Linked DNA regions of Mus musculus: region 1 is linked to region 2. The links are chromatin loops, found by intact Hi-C in ENCODE. Cell type or tissue: heart. All regions are shown on one strand.

Region 1 (8,000 bases), 170 kb before region 2:
ACATGCCATGGGGAGCAAGCCAGTAAGAAGCACCCCCCCCCGCCATGGCCTCTGCATCAGCTCCTGCCTCCAGGTTCCTTCCCTGTTTGAGGTCCTTTCCTGACTTCCTTTGGTGATGAACAGCAATGTGGAAGTGTAAGCTGAATAAACACAGAAGTAGAAACTTTTGGTTTCTTTGGAAAGTCAGTTATGTCAAAGGATGTTTTGCTAAAGCAGACACATGAAGAAGTGTTTCACTGAAACAGACACAGGTGAAAGAATACTTTGCTAAAGCAAGCATGTGAAAGGACATGTGATGAAGGATTCTTCACTAAGGATATGCCTTACATTGTAGTCACCTTACACAGTGTTGCAAGCTCCACTCGTGGTGATGCCATTGAGAGAAACTCACCCAAGAACTTCTCATGAGGTACTGGCGGCTTCTTGCTGATTGGCAGAGTGATGTCAGCTGCTACAGATCCACTTGTCTTTGTTCCCTGAGAGCTGGGATTAAAGACGTGCCATCATGCTAGGCTTCACTTTTGTTGCTGTTTGTTTTGTTGAGGCAAGACCCATGGAGGACACGTGATGTTTGGAGGGAGGACAAATAGGACTCAATGGCCAGTGATGAGGGTTGGCTTGCATAGCTAGCTTTGTAGCGCTTCTTGGTCTCGAGTTTGCGGCCTCCTTGCTGATCTTCCCTTCACTGAGAGAGGCACCACAGAGAGCTTCTCCTGGAGTCTCAGGTGGTCATGGTCACCTCTGCTGACTCGTGCCAATTTGCCTGAGGCCTGGCTGTCTCTGCTGGGTCGAGCCACCACTTTCGTGTTTGATATCCTGACAGTACTGAACTGGGTTGCTTAAATATTCATGAAGTGTTTGTGAGTGGATCGAGCTGCCACTGCAGACTCCTATGAACTGTTTTCCCAACAAAGGAGACTGGATTTGCTCCAGAGAACAACTTTTTAAAAAGATTTGTTTGTTTATTTGTTTGTTTGTTTGTTTGTTATATGTACACTGTAGCTATCTTCAGACACACCAGAAGAGGGCATCCGATCACATTACAGGTGGTTGTGAGCCACCATGTGGTGCTGGGATTTGAACTCAGGACCTCCGGAAGAGCATTCAGTGCTCTTAACCGCTGAGCCATCTCTCCAGTTCCAAATAACAATTTATAACATGTCCACTTCCCCCAATCCTACTAACCTTTCTGTTCCACTGCCTCTGGTGGGTGGTGGGCTAGAAGGGAGGTTAAAGCATTTTAGAACCCATATTAAAAGTAGGGTTTGAAAATTTTAAGTTACAAAACACTTCCCCCCCCCCCCAACTTGGGTTTTGGTCATGGTGTTTCGTCACAGCAATAGAAACCCTAAGACAGAGGCTTCCCTGTCAGGTGGCTGCAGGCTAGCATTTGTAAGGCTGTCTAGAGTGCCAGGGAGGCGTAAGAGAGAGGGAGGTTGGAATACCCAAGATACAATTCACAACCACATGAAACTCAAGAAGAAGGAAGACAAAAGTGTGGATAATTCGACCCTTCCTAGAAGGGGGAACAAAATACCCATGGAAGGAGTTACAGAGCCAAAGTGTGGAGCAGAGACTGAAGAAATGACCATCCAGAGACTACCCCACCTGGGGATCCATCCCATATACAGTCACCAAACCCAGACACTATTGTGGATGCCAAAAAGTGCTTGCTGACAGGAGCCTGATATAGCTGTCCCCTGAGAGTCTCTGCCAGTGCTTGACAAATACAGAAGTGGATGCTCATAGCCATCCATTGTACTGAGCACAGGGCCCTCAATGTAGGAGCTAGAGAAAGGACCCAAGGAGTTGAAGGGGTTTGCAGCCACACAGGAGGGAAAACAATATGAACCAACCAGTACCCCCAGAGCTCCCAGGGACTAAACCACCAACCAAAGAGTACACATGGTAGGACTCGTGGCTCCAGCTGCATATGCAGCAGAGGATGGCCTAGTCGGTCATCAATGGGAGGGGAGGCCCTTGGTCCTGTGAAGGCTCTATGCCCCTTCCACTGACTCAAGTGAAGGCTACAAGTCCCTCAGAGAAAGAAGTCTGCACATCACTGAAGACAACCTCTGAATTCTACAATGTTTCCTTCAACAGCTAGGTACTTCTAGGAAGCAACTGTTTCACTCTGACCTTTGCCCTAGATACAATGACTCCACTAGATTTCCTACTAACGTCCCCCTTTTGTTTGAGCTATTTTAATTATGTTGACGGTCATGCAGACACACAGTGAAGACAGCTTCTTCTCTATTGCGTTGTATTACAGTCGTATGAAGAGGAGCCAAAATACATTCTAAAGCCAGGAAGATTAGTACAGCAAAAACAAGAATAACAAAGGCTAGAACGAGGGATCTGTTGAATTTCTGTTAACATTTTGGCTGGGAGACAAATACATATAATATAGCCTATTCTGTATAAGCCTTTATAAGCAATCCTTAGCACGACAAAGCAATATCACATTGTCTCCTATCAGAGGGGCATCCTTTGTCCCCTTCGGCAAAAGACATTTGGATTCTGCAGCAGTGAGGGTGAGCATGCCGTGCAGTCAGTAAGCATAAAACTGTCAGTTTTGAATGATCCTTCTTTTCCTCAAAGTCTCAGCTTGACGTGTCTAAGCCCTGATGTCTCCCCAAGTTACCAGATGTCTCCTCTTGGGACACCTCCTTTTGATGGGTGTGTCATCTGCCTTTGGATATATCTGGTGGTCTCTGGGTGTCCTGGTCACATGCTTCAGTTCAGGGACCCTCTGGGATGGTGTCGTTTTTAGGATAGCTTGACCCTGTGAATAGTAAGGGATTTTTTTTTCATGGCAACTGTTTTTAACTATTTATTTATTTATCTTATGTATATGAGTACACCGTAGCTGTCTTCAGGCATCGGATCCCATTACAGATGGTTGTGAGCAACCAAATCCAAGTCTCAGAAGGCAGAGACAGGGGCTCCCCAGAACAAGCTGGCTAGCTACTACCTGATTGGCAACTGGGTTTAATGGAGAGACTCTGACTCAGTGAATAAGGTGGAGAGCCTTCAAGAACAATTCATGCTGACAGTCAGCCTCAGGCCTCCACACACACTCACAAACACACATATGCCTGCACTCTCCTGAGATGCCTCACACCCGTGGGCACATGCATGCACGCATGCACGCATGCTCTACACATGCATTCACATGAAAAAAAAAGAAAGGAATTCTGGGTCTGACAAAAATATTCTTCACAGCCTGTGATGGTGGTGCTCACCTTTAATCCCAGCACTCGGGAGGCAGAGGCAGGCGGACCTCTGTGAGTTGGAGACCAGCCTGGTCTACAGAGCTAGTTTATTTATCCATTATTTATACAATAGATGGGAAAATTTTAAAAATATGTTTTTAAAGCAAGGAGGTGTTAGGTGGAGAAAGGGTAAAGGATATATGATGCAATATATTCTTTTTTCCTTTTATTTATTTATTTATTTATTTATTTATTATTAGATATTTTCTTTATATACATTTCAAATGCTATCCCAAAAGTTTCCTATACCCTCCCTCTGCCCTGCTCCCCTACCCACCCACTCCCGCTTCTTGGCCCTGGCATTCCCCTGTATTGGGGCATGTAAAGTTTGCAATACCAAGGGGCCTCTCTTCCTAGTAATGGCCGACTAGGCCATCTTCTGCTACATATGCAGCTAGAGATACAAGCTCTGGGGGTACTGGTTAGTTCATATTGTTGTTCCACCTATGGGGTTGTAGACCCCTTCAGCTCCTTGGGTGCTTTCTCTAGCTTCTCCACTGGGGGCCCTGTGTTCCATCTTATAGATGACTGTGAGCATCCACTTCTGTATTTGCCAGGCACTGGCATAGCCTCATACGAGACTGGACTTCAGAAATTCAAATAACCCCATTAAAAATGGGGTTCAGAGCTAAACAAAGAATTCTCACCTGAGGAATACCGAATGGCTGAAAAGCACCTGAAAAAATGTCCAACATCCTTAATCATCAGGGAAATGCAAATCAAAACAACCATGAGATTCCACCTCACACCAGTCAGAATGGCTAAGATCAAAAATTCAGGTGACAGCAGATGCTGGCGAGGATGTGGAGAAAGAGGAACACTCCTCCACTGCTGGTGGGATTACAAACTTGTAGAACCACTTTGGAAGTCATTCTGGAGGTTCCTCAGAAAATTGAACATAATACTACTGGAAGATCCAGAAATACCTCTCCTGGGCATATACCCAGAAGAAGTTCCAACTGGTAGTAATATATTCTTTTTTTTTTTTTTTTTTTTTTTTTTTTTTGTAATATATTCTTAAATCGACAAAAACATTCCTTGGACATGGAACACAAACACCAGATGCAATTCCAATCTTGAACAGTAGGTGGCGCCGCTGTAATTTACAGCTCTCCCTTCACACCACCTCCGCTGCCCCTTGTGTTCGGGCAACTGAACACAAAGGATGAGAATGTTATCTATCCGGTTTGGGAGTCACTCACGTGTGGTGTTTTCCTCTGTGAAAGAGGGTAATTGACAGTACCCTCTGGAAGAGTCGATTTCCCAACCTAGTTGCAATGTCTGCCAACCCTGATGGTTGTAGGCTTAAATAATAATCCAGGGCTAGGAATGAAGTCAGAGACTGGCACCCTCCAGGCAAGTGTTCTGGAAGCCCAAGTGTTTGTTTTCATTAGGCAAGACCTTGTTATGTAGTTCTGGATGGCATTGAACAGTCCATTTGAGCCAGATTACCCTTGGGTTTACAGTGGTTCTCCTGCCCACAGAATGCTGGGATTACTGGTGTGTGTCACTAACTACCTCTGGTCTGCCCTTTTATTTATTTTTGTATTTCAGACAGGATCTCATTAAACTGTCCTTAGATTTGAGGCCCTCTAGCCTTCCCGGTAGCTAGATTCCTACACTTCACGACTTTCTTTCTTTGCCTGGAGCCTAGTTTGGCCTGGAATTCACTACATAGCCCAGGTTGCTCTTGCTGCACATGGAGTTGAAGACCTGATATCAGATCTCCAGCACCCACAAAAGTGTCAACATACTGTGTGGGTGGGCCTCCCAAGTGCTGGGATCATCTCAGTGAACACAAGTGCTCCCTGCCAAAACAAATGGGTTTTTTCTCCCCATTACCTCCTTTTGTGCATGTTCCAGATGAGAGCATGAGTGCGTGTGTGTGTGTGTATGTGTGTGTGTGTGTGTGTGTGTGTGTGTGTGTGTGTGTGTGTGTGCGGGCATGAGAGCCACTATAGTGATCAGAGGACAACTTTGAAGAGTAAGTTCTCTGCTTCCTCTTATGTGGGTCCCAAGGCAGCATTTTACCTGTGGAGCCTGCTCTCTGGCCCAAGAGCAAATGTTTTTTTATACAATTCAGATTGTCTTACCTGTGAGGAAACCAAGTTCACTGAAAGGGCCCCATGTGTCTCTGTGGTGACTTTTCATAGTTCCCCATTAATCCTGAGATTCACAAGAGAAAAACCAATTCCACACATTTGAGCCAAATTTGAAGCAAGTTTTAATTAATACTGACCAGGGTGGGTTTTGACCAGGACCACCCCTGGCTTCCTAGTGGAAAGTAATGAGATGCCTATTTTAGGTATTTTCAAGAACAAAACCATATGGCCACCGTATTTTTCTACGTGGTTTTGTTATTTTGCATAAACTACAACTCCAGGATTCCAGGAAGTGACCTGATCCTTGGGCAGGTAGGATCTACAGGTTAACTTTAGGTCTTATTCATTTTCCAAAGTTCAGCGTGCAGAGCTCCACTTGCCTCTGCCTCCCCCTTTGCTGGGATTAAAGGAATTTCTTTGCACCACCACATGAAACTCTAACTTTTTTTTTAGTTGCACACCTTTAACCCCAGTACTTGGGAGGCAGATCTTTGTGAGTTTGAGGCCAGCCTGATCTACATAGTGAGTTCCAGAACAGCCAAGGTGACATAGTGAGACCAAAAACCAAAACCTAAAGAACACAGAACAAGCCAGGTGTGGTGGCTCACGCCTTTAATCCCAGCACTTGGGAGGCAGAGGCAGGCAGATTTCTGAGTTCGAGGCCAGCCTGGTCTACAAAGTGAGTTCCAGGACAGCCAGGGCTACACAGAGAAACCCTGTCTGGGGGGGGGGGGGGGGAGAACACAGGACTACTTGCCCAGAGGTGGCCACAGCCTACACCCTGTCAATCACCAATCAAAAAACAAACAAACAAACAAAAAAACACCCCAGAGGCTAATCTGATGAAGGCAGTTTTTTTTTCCTCTGCTGAACTTCCCTCTTCCTAGATGACCCTGTTGGGGTTCAAAAGTTGCCCTACAAACCACACAAACACCCATCTCACTCAGACAGAGATGGCTTATTGAATGCACACCAAAAGACTGATCGACCAGGGCAACAGCTTCAGGCTCAGGGGGCTGAAAGCTGTGCACTGGACATATCTCAGGGCCACGTTTTGTTTGTTTGTTTTGTTTTGTTTTGTTTTATGTAATTATATTTATGTACAGAAAACTTAGTGTACATTTAACCCAATTTAGTGGCGAGTTCTTTAGCCTTTGCTTTTTCCAGCTTGGCGATGCGAGCCACAGACTTAGGACCCAGGACGTTGCCTCCCCAGTGGCGATGGATCTCGTCATATCTGTCATTATAATTGGTCCTAATAGCTTCCAGCAGCTTAGCCAGAGCACCTTTGTCTTCTGAGTTAACCTGTGTGAAAGCAACTGTGGTGCATGTCTTCCTGTGGACCAGGTGCCCCAGCCTGGCCTTTCCCTTGATGATACAGTAGGGCACCCTCATCTTTCGACACAGGGCAGGCAGGAAAACCACCAGCTCAATGGGGTCTACGTCATGGGCAATCACCACCAGCTGAGCCTTCTTGTTCTCCACCAAGGTGGTGACTGTATTGACTCCTGCTTGGAGGACAGGTGGTCTCTTAGTTGGGACGTCGCCTTTGCCAGCAGCTTTCTTCTCAGCATGGGCCAGTAGCCTTTGCTTCTTCTCTTGCTTTGTCTCCGGCCTGTACTTGTGGACAAGCTTAAGCAGCTGAGTAGCTGTCTGCCTGTCCAGGGCCTGGGTGAACTGGTTAATGGCAGGAGGTACTTTAAGCCACTTATAGAGGATGGCTCTTTGCCGCTGCAGCCTGATGTAGCGGGGCCATTTGACGAAGCGTGTTACATCTCTTTTGGGCTGGATGTCCTGCCCAATGCCAAAGTTCTTGGGCCTTTTCTCAAACAAATGACTGACTACCTTTTTGGCCTCCTGGTTCTTAACAACAGCAGGGGCCAGAGCCACCTTCTTCCCCTTGGCCTTCTTTCCTTTGGGCATCCTGCTCCTCTGGTGGAGAGAGCTCAGGGCCAGCTCATAAAGGCTAAAACCACAATTAGCTCACAAGCAGGTGATAGTGTAAAGACTCTGACGAGCCTTAGCTTACCAGGACCCCCTGAGTGAACCTCGCAGAGCCAGGAGTTGATGCAAAAGCAAGAGGAATTTATTGTTCCAGTACATTGGGGCCATCCTACACCGAAGGAGACGTGGCGACCCCGCACGCAGATATTCAGCAAGTATTTATACAGTACTTCATATGATTTATACAGTCATTCAGCAAGTATTTATCAGAGCAGCAGCCATTAGGCACGATGTGTTGGCAGAACAGCGTGACTTTTAAACTGATTGGTCTTTAGGGAATGAGGTGGCAAGGACTTTCTTTGTCTCTAGGTGGCCAATGGTCACTGAATGTGTTGACCTGCTCGGGGCCTCCCCCACCCGCAGGTGGCCAATGGTCGCCTCCCCACCCCCACCCCGCATGGTCTAAGGAATGTAATGAAACCTCTCCTTTCCAGAGGGGAGGGGTGCCTAAGTGCTTCGTGACCTTTTTTTCTTCCAGGAGGGGAGGGGTCTGGTGGAATTGTCCAAATGCCCTGACCTGACCTCTCCCCTGGAAGCGCTGCTGGATGGTTGGCCCCGGCTCAAGCCATTTTAGGCAAAACAGTTCATATTTAAATTGATGGATCCGAAGCGAAGCTTA
Region 2 (8,000 bases):
AGGAAAATAGTTTTATGGCTGGGGTCACCAGAACATACAGAACTGTATTGAAGGGTCTCAGCCTTAGGAAGGCGGAGGAGCACTGGCTTAGAGGCAGAGGGCTTTCTGCTCTAGCAGAGGACCCAGATTCCAGCGCCCAGGATGGATGGCTCATAATCACCTGTAACTCCAGCTCCAAGGGATCGGACACCTCTTCGGACCTCCTCAGGAATCCACACTCATGTGCACATATCGATTTACACACACACACAGAGATACACACACATGCATGCACACGTACACAGAATTAAAAATAAAAGTAATTTTTTTCTTTTTTTTTTTTGGTTAATATTTTTTAAAAGACTTATTTTTATTTTATGTAACCCCTGAGCTCCAAAAGTAAATCTTAAAAAGAAGAGGAGGAGGAGGAGGAGGAGGAGGAGGAGGAGGAGGAGGAGGAGGAGGAGGAGGAGGAGGCAGGCCAAATGGTGGTGCATACCTTTAGTCCCAGCACAGGTGGATCTCTGAGTTCAAGGACAGCCTGGCCTACAGACTGAATTCTAGGACAGCCTGGGCTACAAGAGAAACAGCAGCAGGTCCTTTAATTGTGGAATATTGTAGCTGTTTCAAAAAACCAAGCAAACCAAAGAACCAGCTTGTCACTCTAGGCTGAATGTGGTGCCAGAGCCCTCTGAGCACTCAGATCTCAGCACTCAGGAGGCAGAGGCAGGCAGATTTCTGATAGTTTGAGGCCAGCCTGGTCTACAGAGTGAGTTTAAAGGCCAACTCAAACTATATAATGAGATATCGTCTCAAAAAAAAGGGTGGGGGATGGGGAAGGTAGCTTCCTGTCTGAGCCAGCCAGAGTTGCTGATGGCAAACTCATTGGGCTACACAGCTCTGCATTCTGGGAAGCGAGGTTGCTAAGAAACTGTCAGGAGCCCTACAGACCTGGCCACGGAAGCTATTAGTATAAATGAGAAATATAATAAAATCAGCATGCACTGAGTGCTAACCCAATATAATATGCAGGGTTTTTTTGATTTTGAAAATGCTGGGGATGGAACCCAGAACCCTAAGCATGGTAGGCAGGGGCTTTTCCACTGAGCCACGCCCCCAAACCCTCACTGGGGGAATTCTAGGCAGGGGCTCTACCACTGAGCCACGCCCCCAGCCCCTCACTGGGGGATTCTAGGCAGGGGCTCTACCACTGAGCCACTCCCCCTGCCCCTCACTGGGGGATTCTAGGCAGAGGCTCTACTGCTGAACCTTGCCCCGAGCTGTGTCCTCTCTGTGCTCATAAGGTTCAGGAGCTGAACTCACATGTTTATTTGCACTTCACGGGTGAGGAACGGAGGCAACTTGGGAAAACATTTGTTAATGATTTTCCAGAACTTTCATAGCTGTTAGTTGTCCAAAAACCCGTTATTGCCTTCTACATCCTGATCTCAAACTCAGGGCAGCCAACACACCCACACCCACTGGTGTGGAAGGCAGTTTTGGGCATTCGCTAAACACCGATGGCAGATGGTTATACCCCATCTCAGTAGGCGAGACTTCTCCAGCCGCAACAGGCTCTGGGCCTGTGCTATGCTGGCTGGAGGCCAGTTTGGACTTTAGCTTCCACACTTCCTTCATCGATGAGGAAACAGAGGTGCAGAAAACAGAGGCCTCAGAACTGAGACTGGCTCTTGGTACATTGATTCATAAGAGGAAATCTGGAGGCTTTGCACCTGTAGGGACTCTCCCTACATCATGTGTGATGCTCATAGCTTCCCCCCCCCCGCCCCCCCGCAGGCGACAACTGGCCAAGCTGGCCCTCATCTTCAGTCACATGCACGCGGAGTTGAGCGCACTCTTCCCTGCTGGGAAGTACTGTGGGCACCTGTACCAGCTCACCAAGGGCTCTGCCCACATCTTCTGGAGGCAGAATTGTGGAGTTCGGTGAGTGGACCTTCACCACGGGACAGTGGGCTCCAAAATCCCTTAACTGCCCTGCCCAAGGACCGGAAGTGGGGAGAACAGCCTCTTCCTATCATAGACCCTCTCTCCATCCGTAGCTGTAACCATACCACCTTCCCATCCAGGTGCGTGCTTCCCTGGGCTGAGTTCCAGTCCCTCCTGTGTGCCTGCCACCCTGTGGAACCAGGCCCCACCATGCAGGCCTTGCGGTCCACCTTGGACCTCACCTGTAACGGCCACGTGTCTGTCTTTGAGTTTGACGTCTTCACCAGGCTCTTTCAGGTCAGGGAAGGTCACGGCAGGGGGTCTGAGGAAGGTGCTAGGGCCTGGACCCCTGGGTCTGAGGAAGGAGATAGGGACTGGGCACACTGGATCTAAGGGAGGAAGGCTGGGTCTGGACCACTGAGTCTTGGGGAAGAAAGGGTATATGGTTTCCTGTGTGTATAAACCGTGTTCAGGATCATCACGGATGTGGGTAGGGTGGTGGATTCTTGAACTCTGAAGGTCCTAGGGCATAGGCTACTTCCTTGGTCCCTTAGTGATTATCTCTGTCCCTCCCAGCCGTGGCCCACTTTACTGAGGAATTGGCAACTCCTGGCTGTCAACCATCCTGGCTACATGGCCTTCCTCACCTACGATGAGGTCCAAACACGCCTGCAGGCCTACAGGGACAAACCAGGCAGGTGAGCAAAGCAGGGTTCCCTGGGACAAGTAGTCTAGTCCTGGCAAGTGTGTAGGGGGCAGGAACGGGGGCGGGGGCGGAATCCCTCAACTTCTGAGAGGCTAAGAATTGAGGTTCCTGGGAACCCAGAAGTGGGAGCTCTGCAGCTGGGGGCCGGTGGTTTTCCCGTAATTTCAGCACTTGGGAGGTGGAGGCTGGAGGATGAAAAGTTCAAAGCCAGCCTGGGCCACCTGAGACACTGTCTCAAAAAAAAACAAACAAAAAAAAAACCTCTGAGTTAAGATGCCCAGAACCCCTGCCTCCTCTTCTGGAGCCTCCTGGGTCATCCCACAGCCCAGCAAATAAAGCAGCTCTACCAAGGAGTTCTGAAGCTAAGGCCCCATCTTGACAAGTTAGAGGCTATGCTATAAACCTGTTAAATGGTTTTGCTTTGGACTGGTGAGATGGCTCAGTGGGTAAGAGCACCTGACTGCTCTTCCGAAGGTCCAGAGTTCAAATCCCAGCAACCACATGGTGGCTCACAACCATCCGTAAATGAGATCTGACTCCCTCTTCTGGAGTGTCTGAAGACAGCTACAATGTACTTCCATATAATAAATAAATAAATAAATCTTTAAAAAAAATGGTTTTGCTTTGAGACAGGGCTTGCTTCATTTAGCCCAGGCTAGCCTCAAACTTGCCATGTAGCTAAGGATGACCCATGAGATTCTGATAATCCTCCCTTTACATGTCCTGAGTGCTGGGGTTATGGATATCACCACTCCACTCGGGTTTGCTTTTGTTTCATTTTGAGTTTCTCTGTGTAGCCCTGGATGTCCTGGAACTTGCTCTGTACACCAGGCTGGCCTCGAACTCAGAGATCTGCCTGCCTCCTGAGTGCTAGGATTAAAAGTGTGCACCTCTTACGGTCCAGCTAGTTGGCTCTCCTTAACAGGCTGAGGATACACCGAGCACCCACAGGTTGAAGGAAGAAATCAGTCTCTGCAGGGCTGAAGTGTGGCAGCCTCTGGAAGGCAAGGACAGTATAGCAGCTGCTCTCTAGAGACCCCTACTCTCTTCAGGCTGGGGGAGGGAGGGGAAGGGAGGGGAAGGAAGAGAAAGGGGAGGGCCACTCTCAGTCTGTCTGTCTCTATCTCATACCAGACGCTGCTCGGTGACAATGTCCTTGTCTAGATGGGTTGCTATAGGTAGATAAGGTATCTCGTAGCCCAAGCTAGCCTTCAATCAGCTGTATGGGTGAAGGGAGGGAAAATTATAAAATGGAAAGAAAGAACACACAGACAGATCCAAGCTTTCAAGCACTTTCATCGGAGGTCATGCCGGAGTGTAACTTGCTTCCGTTTTTTCCTGTATTAGGCTCATTCTCAGATGTGACCCATTGCTATGGTGGGCAATGGTAGCTAAAGCCACAGACATATACCTTCTCAGTCTGTAACTGTGGATGGGGAGCAAGGCCCCTCTTCCATAAAGGATGAGGAAGGAGATACCTGGATCCCAGACAGGGCAGACAGCTGAGTGTCCCAAGAAGAGACAGCAGCGACCACTCTCCATCCCATGTCATCTTTCCACAGCTATATCTTCCGGCCAAGCTGTACCCGCCTGGGGCAGTGGGCCATTGGATACGTGAGCTCCGATGGAAGCATCCTGCAAACCATTCCTCTCAACAAACCTCTGCTGCAGGTGCTCCTGAAGGGACAAAAGGACGGCATGTGAGTCCCCAGCCTAATAGGAAAAGGGTGTTAGCAAAATCTACTTGGAGAGATTTAGCACAAGTCATGCGTTTGGCTTGAAGGTACGGGCGTGGACACAGCCAGCACACCAAGTTGCAACGCCACGAGCTGCCAGCAGGGGGCGGCCGGGTTCTCAAGGCGGGGGAATGTCTGCAGTCAGGCAGCGGCTGCAAAGTGCAAAATCCCTCCGGCAGACTGGGCTTCAAAGCCTGTGCTTCTAGAAACTGTATCCTGCTCTAGGGTCTAGATTGTCAGGTCAGGGGCGGGGAAACAGCCAAACTAGTGGTTTTCCACCTGTAACCTCAGCTGCCTCCGGCGGTTTCCTGAGGGAAGTTGCCCGCGGTGGTGAGGGGAGGGGCCGGCGGCTCTCCAGGGTTCTCTCTCACCCAGATCTTTCGTGGTTTGCCCCGCTGGGGATGCTTCCTAGCTAGGCCAGATGCTACCAATGAGCTGCAGGGCTGGTGTGAGCTAGAGACAGAGAAGAGAGGGACAGGTGCACAGACCTGTTGCTTCTCATTGTTCACAAAGCTCCTGTTCGACAAAATAGCAAGAGCCTTGAGTCATTACAAACAACAGTGTTACTCTCAAGGAGCAGGCAAGCTTATGTCGCCTTCATGATCCCATTTTATACCTTTTTTTTTTTTTTTGAATGTATTTGGTCTTCTGTTCTTTGTTTTGAAAATGTACTGGTCTTGAGCAGGAGGGAGATATGTGGGGTGTGTGTGTGTAAGTATTCAAGGTACAGGAGTATCCTGAGATCTGCATTGTAAGCTACACTGTGAGATTCTTGTTCAGCAAGAAAAAGAAAAAAGTATAAACTGATCATAGTGGGGACGTGGCACAGTGGTAGAGCCCTTTGCCTAGAATTCCCCAGTGAGGAGCTGAGGGCGTGGCTCAGTGGTAGAGCCCCTGCCTAGAATCCCCCAGTGAGGGGCTGGGAATTTAAATCAGTGGTGGAGCCCCTGCCTAAAATGCTCCAGGCTAGGTCAATACTACAAAATAGAACACGGATCCTGAAAGGACAGAGGTTTAGATTTCTTTCTTGATTCTCAGGCTGGAGGCCAACAGTTCAGTGCAGCTTCTCTAAAATGACCAAGTGGACAGTTCTGTCCCAGGGATTGGAGAATACACTTGCTCTGGGAAGTTCCAGTGTGGGCGCGAGTCAGGTCCTAATACACATGTGTGCACACACTCACACATGCACATATTCATGTATGCATACACCAATGCATGCATGCACAAATGCGCGCACACCAGGTAGATGAGGTAAGTGGGTCCCTGTGAGTAAAGCCCCTCAGAGCCCAACTATGTTCTCCCCTCAGCTTCCTCTTCCCTGATGGAAAGAAACACAACCCAGACCTGACTGAGCTCTGCCGGGTAGAACCCTACCAACGCATCCAAGTGTCAGAGGTGAGTTCCACACTCATGTCCACTACCCAGCTACTCATCTCGGAGATATGGGGATGTGGTGCTGGCTTGGAGCCGTGTACATACGAGCCAACCCTTGCTTCTCTGAGGCTCTCTGAGTTCCTCCACTGGGAACTGTCGCCTCTACAGCCTCCTCGCCAAGGTTTTTTTCTTGGATATCGAATGAAGAAAAGAGCTTCTGAGATCATCAAAATAGCTGATGCATCTGAGTGTTTATCAGCTCTGAGTCTGAGCAGACACCCAGCGCCAGAAGAGCCAAGATGTTTTTCTTTTTGTTCTTAGGATGGAACCCAGAAACTTGTGCTTGCTACAACAGAGTTCAACCACTGAGCCACGCCCCCAGCCCCTCACTGGGGGATTCTAGGCAGGGGCTCTCCCACTGAGCCACGCCCCCAGCCCCTCACTGGGGGATTCTAGGCAGGGGCTCTAATACTGAGCCACGCCCCCAGCACCTCACTGGGGGATTCTAGGCAGGGGCTCTACCACTGAGCCACGCCCCCAGCTCCTCACTGGGAGATTCTAGGCAGGGGCTCTCCCACTGAGCCACGCCCCCAGCCCCTCACTGGGGGATTCTAGGCAGGGGCTCTAATACTGAGCCACGCCCCCAGCACCTCACTGGGGGATTCTAGGCAGGGGCTATACCACTGAGCCACACTCCCATGTTTTTAATAAGGAAATGGCTTTATTGACTATACTGTAAAGGACTGGGCAGTAACAGGAGTACTGACTTTAGGCAGTGCAGCCAAGCCTCATGACATCACTTCAGTTCCCAGCATCCCCGGGGTGGAAGGAGAGAACTGAGCCATCCTCTGACCTCCATATGGCACCATGCTACATATGTACAGAGAGTGCTACCGACATCTAGCCTTGGTTTTTGTGGGGTCTCCCCCACCCCCGCCATGGTGGTGGTGGTGGTGGTTATTATTTCAAGATCTCTCTTAATAGCCCTGGCTGTTCTGGAATTTGTTTAGGTAGTGGTCTACCTGGCTGGCCTTGAACTCATAAACTCCATCTGCCGCTGCCTCCTAACTTCTGGTACCAAAGGTATGCACCTCAGTGCCTGGCCCTTGAGGTTGTGGTGCAAGGATTTTCTATGTAGCTAAGCCTGGAGCTCTTCATCCTCCTGCCTTGGCCTCTGGAGGAATTACAGGCCTTTGACAATATGAAATTTTTTTAGCCTAAGTACATTCTATTCTATATTTAAGATTTTCTCTCTGTGCGCAAACCAGGCTGGCCTTGAACTCACTGAGATCCGCCTCCCTCAGCCTCCAGAGTGCTGGGATTAAAGGCATGTGCCCAACTTTATATAACTTTTAAAATATATTTTAAATTTTTATCTTTTGGGTTTTTTTTTTTTTTCTTTTTCGAGACAGGGTTTCTCTGTGTAGCCCTGGCTGTCCTGGAACTCACTTTGTAGACCAGGCTGGCCTCGAACTCAGAAATCTGCCTGCCTCTGCCTCCCAAGTGCTGGGATCAAAGGCGTGCGCCACCACGCCCGGCTAAATATTTATTATTATTTAAAAAATTATTTTGTGTGTATGAGTATTTGCCTGTATGTATGTGCCCCCATCTGTATATAGTGTCCACAGAAGCCAGAAGAGGGTGTCAGATTCCCCTGGAATTAGAGACTTATTTAAAACTAAATAGCTAAAACGCACCAGCATTCCCAAATCACGAGGAATCCAGAAAGCACGTCTCTTGTCGAGGGTTGAAGACATGCTTGGTCTGATGTGACACTTGTCTGTAATTCCACTGCTGCTTGGGCTAAGTCCCGCCTCTGGGATGCATAGTAAGATCCTGTGGCCAGGAAAGAGGAAGAAACACAGATACCGATGAGAGTCTTGGGTGCACTGGCCTTCAACCTGGTTGTCAGTTTTCTTTTTTTTTTTTTTTTTAAAGATTTATTTATTTATTATATGTAAGTACACTGTAGCTGTCTTCAGACACTCCAGAAGCGGGCATCAGATCTCATTACGGGTGGTTGTGAGCCACCATGTGGTTGCTGGGATTTGAACTTTGGACCTTCGGAAGAGCAGTCGGGTGCTCTTACCCACTGAGCCATCTCACCAGCCCTTTTTTTTTTTTTTTTAATATTTATTTATTATTTATATGTAAGTACACTGTAGGTGTCTTCAGACACACCAGTAGAGGGCGTCAGATGTCGTTACGGATGGTTGTAAACCGCCATGTGGTTGCTGGGATTTGAACTCAGGACCTTT

The links. Hi-C counts contacts between places; a loop is a spot of excess contacts. Peaks named below come from ENCODE experiments on the same cell type or tissue, not always from the same donor. Only the 100,000 strongest peaks of a DNase experiment are listed, where the experiment ranks them.
Region 1: a loop joins it to region 2, with 2.4 times the contacts of the local background. A loop is called at or near these places in 9 of 42 quality-filtered maps.

What each region holds. Positions count from the first base shown.
Region 1 is chr7:19,953,083-19,961,082 of GRCm38, reverse strand. It overlaps a transcript of Igsf23 not described here and the pseudogene Rpl7a-ps8. Among named protein-coding and RNA genes, the nearest start is that of Igsf23, 6.3 kb to the right of the region's middle. In heart, a CTCF peak has its summit at 4,381 (motif pointing right); a DNase peak (open chromatin) is centred at 4,392.
Region 2 is chr7:19,786,732-19,794,731 of GRCm38, reverse strand. It overlaps Cblc (Casitas B-lineage lymphoma c), which reads left to right. Exons shown (of 12, transcript NM_023224.5): 2 at 1,777-1,923; 3 at 2,067-2,223; 4 at 2,503-2,624; 5 at 4,195-4,332; 6 at 5,676-5,763. LOC115486450 (a long non-coding RNA gene) reads right to left here. Exons shown (of 4, transcript XR_003946611.1): 3 at 7,440-7,578; 4 at 4,599-4,821. Among named protein-coding and RNA genes, the nearest start is that of Cblc, 6.1 kb to the left of the region's middle. In heart, a CTCF peak has its summit at 4,464 (motif pointing right); a DNase peak (open chromatin) is centred at 4,571; H3K4me3 peaks cover 943 bases; H3K27ac peaks cover 484 bases; H3K27me3 peaks cover 489 bases.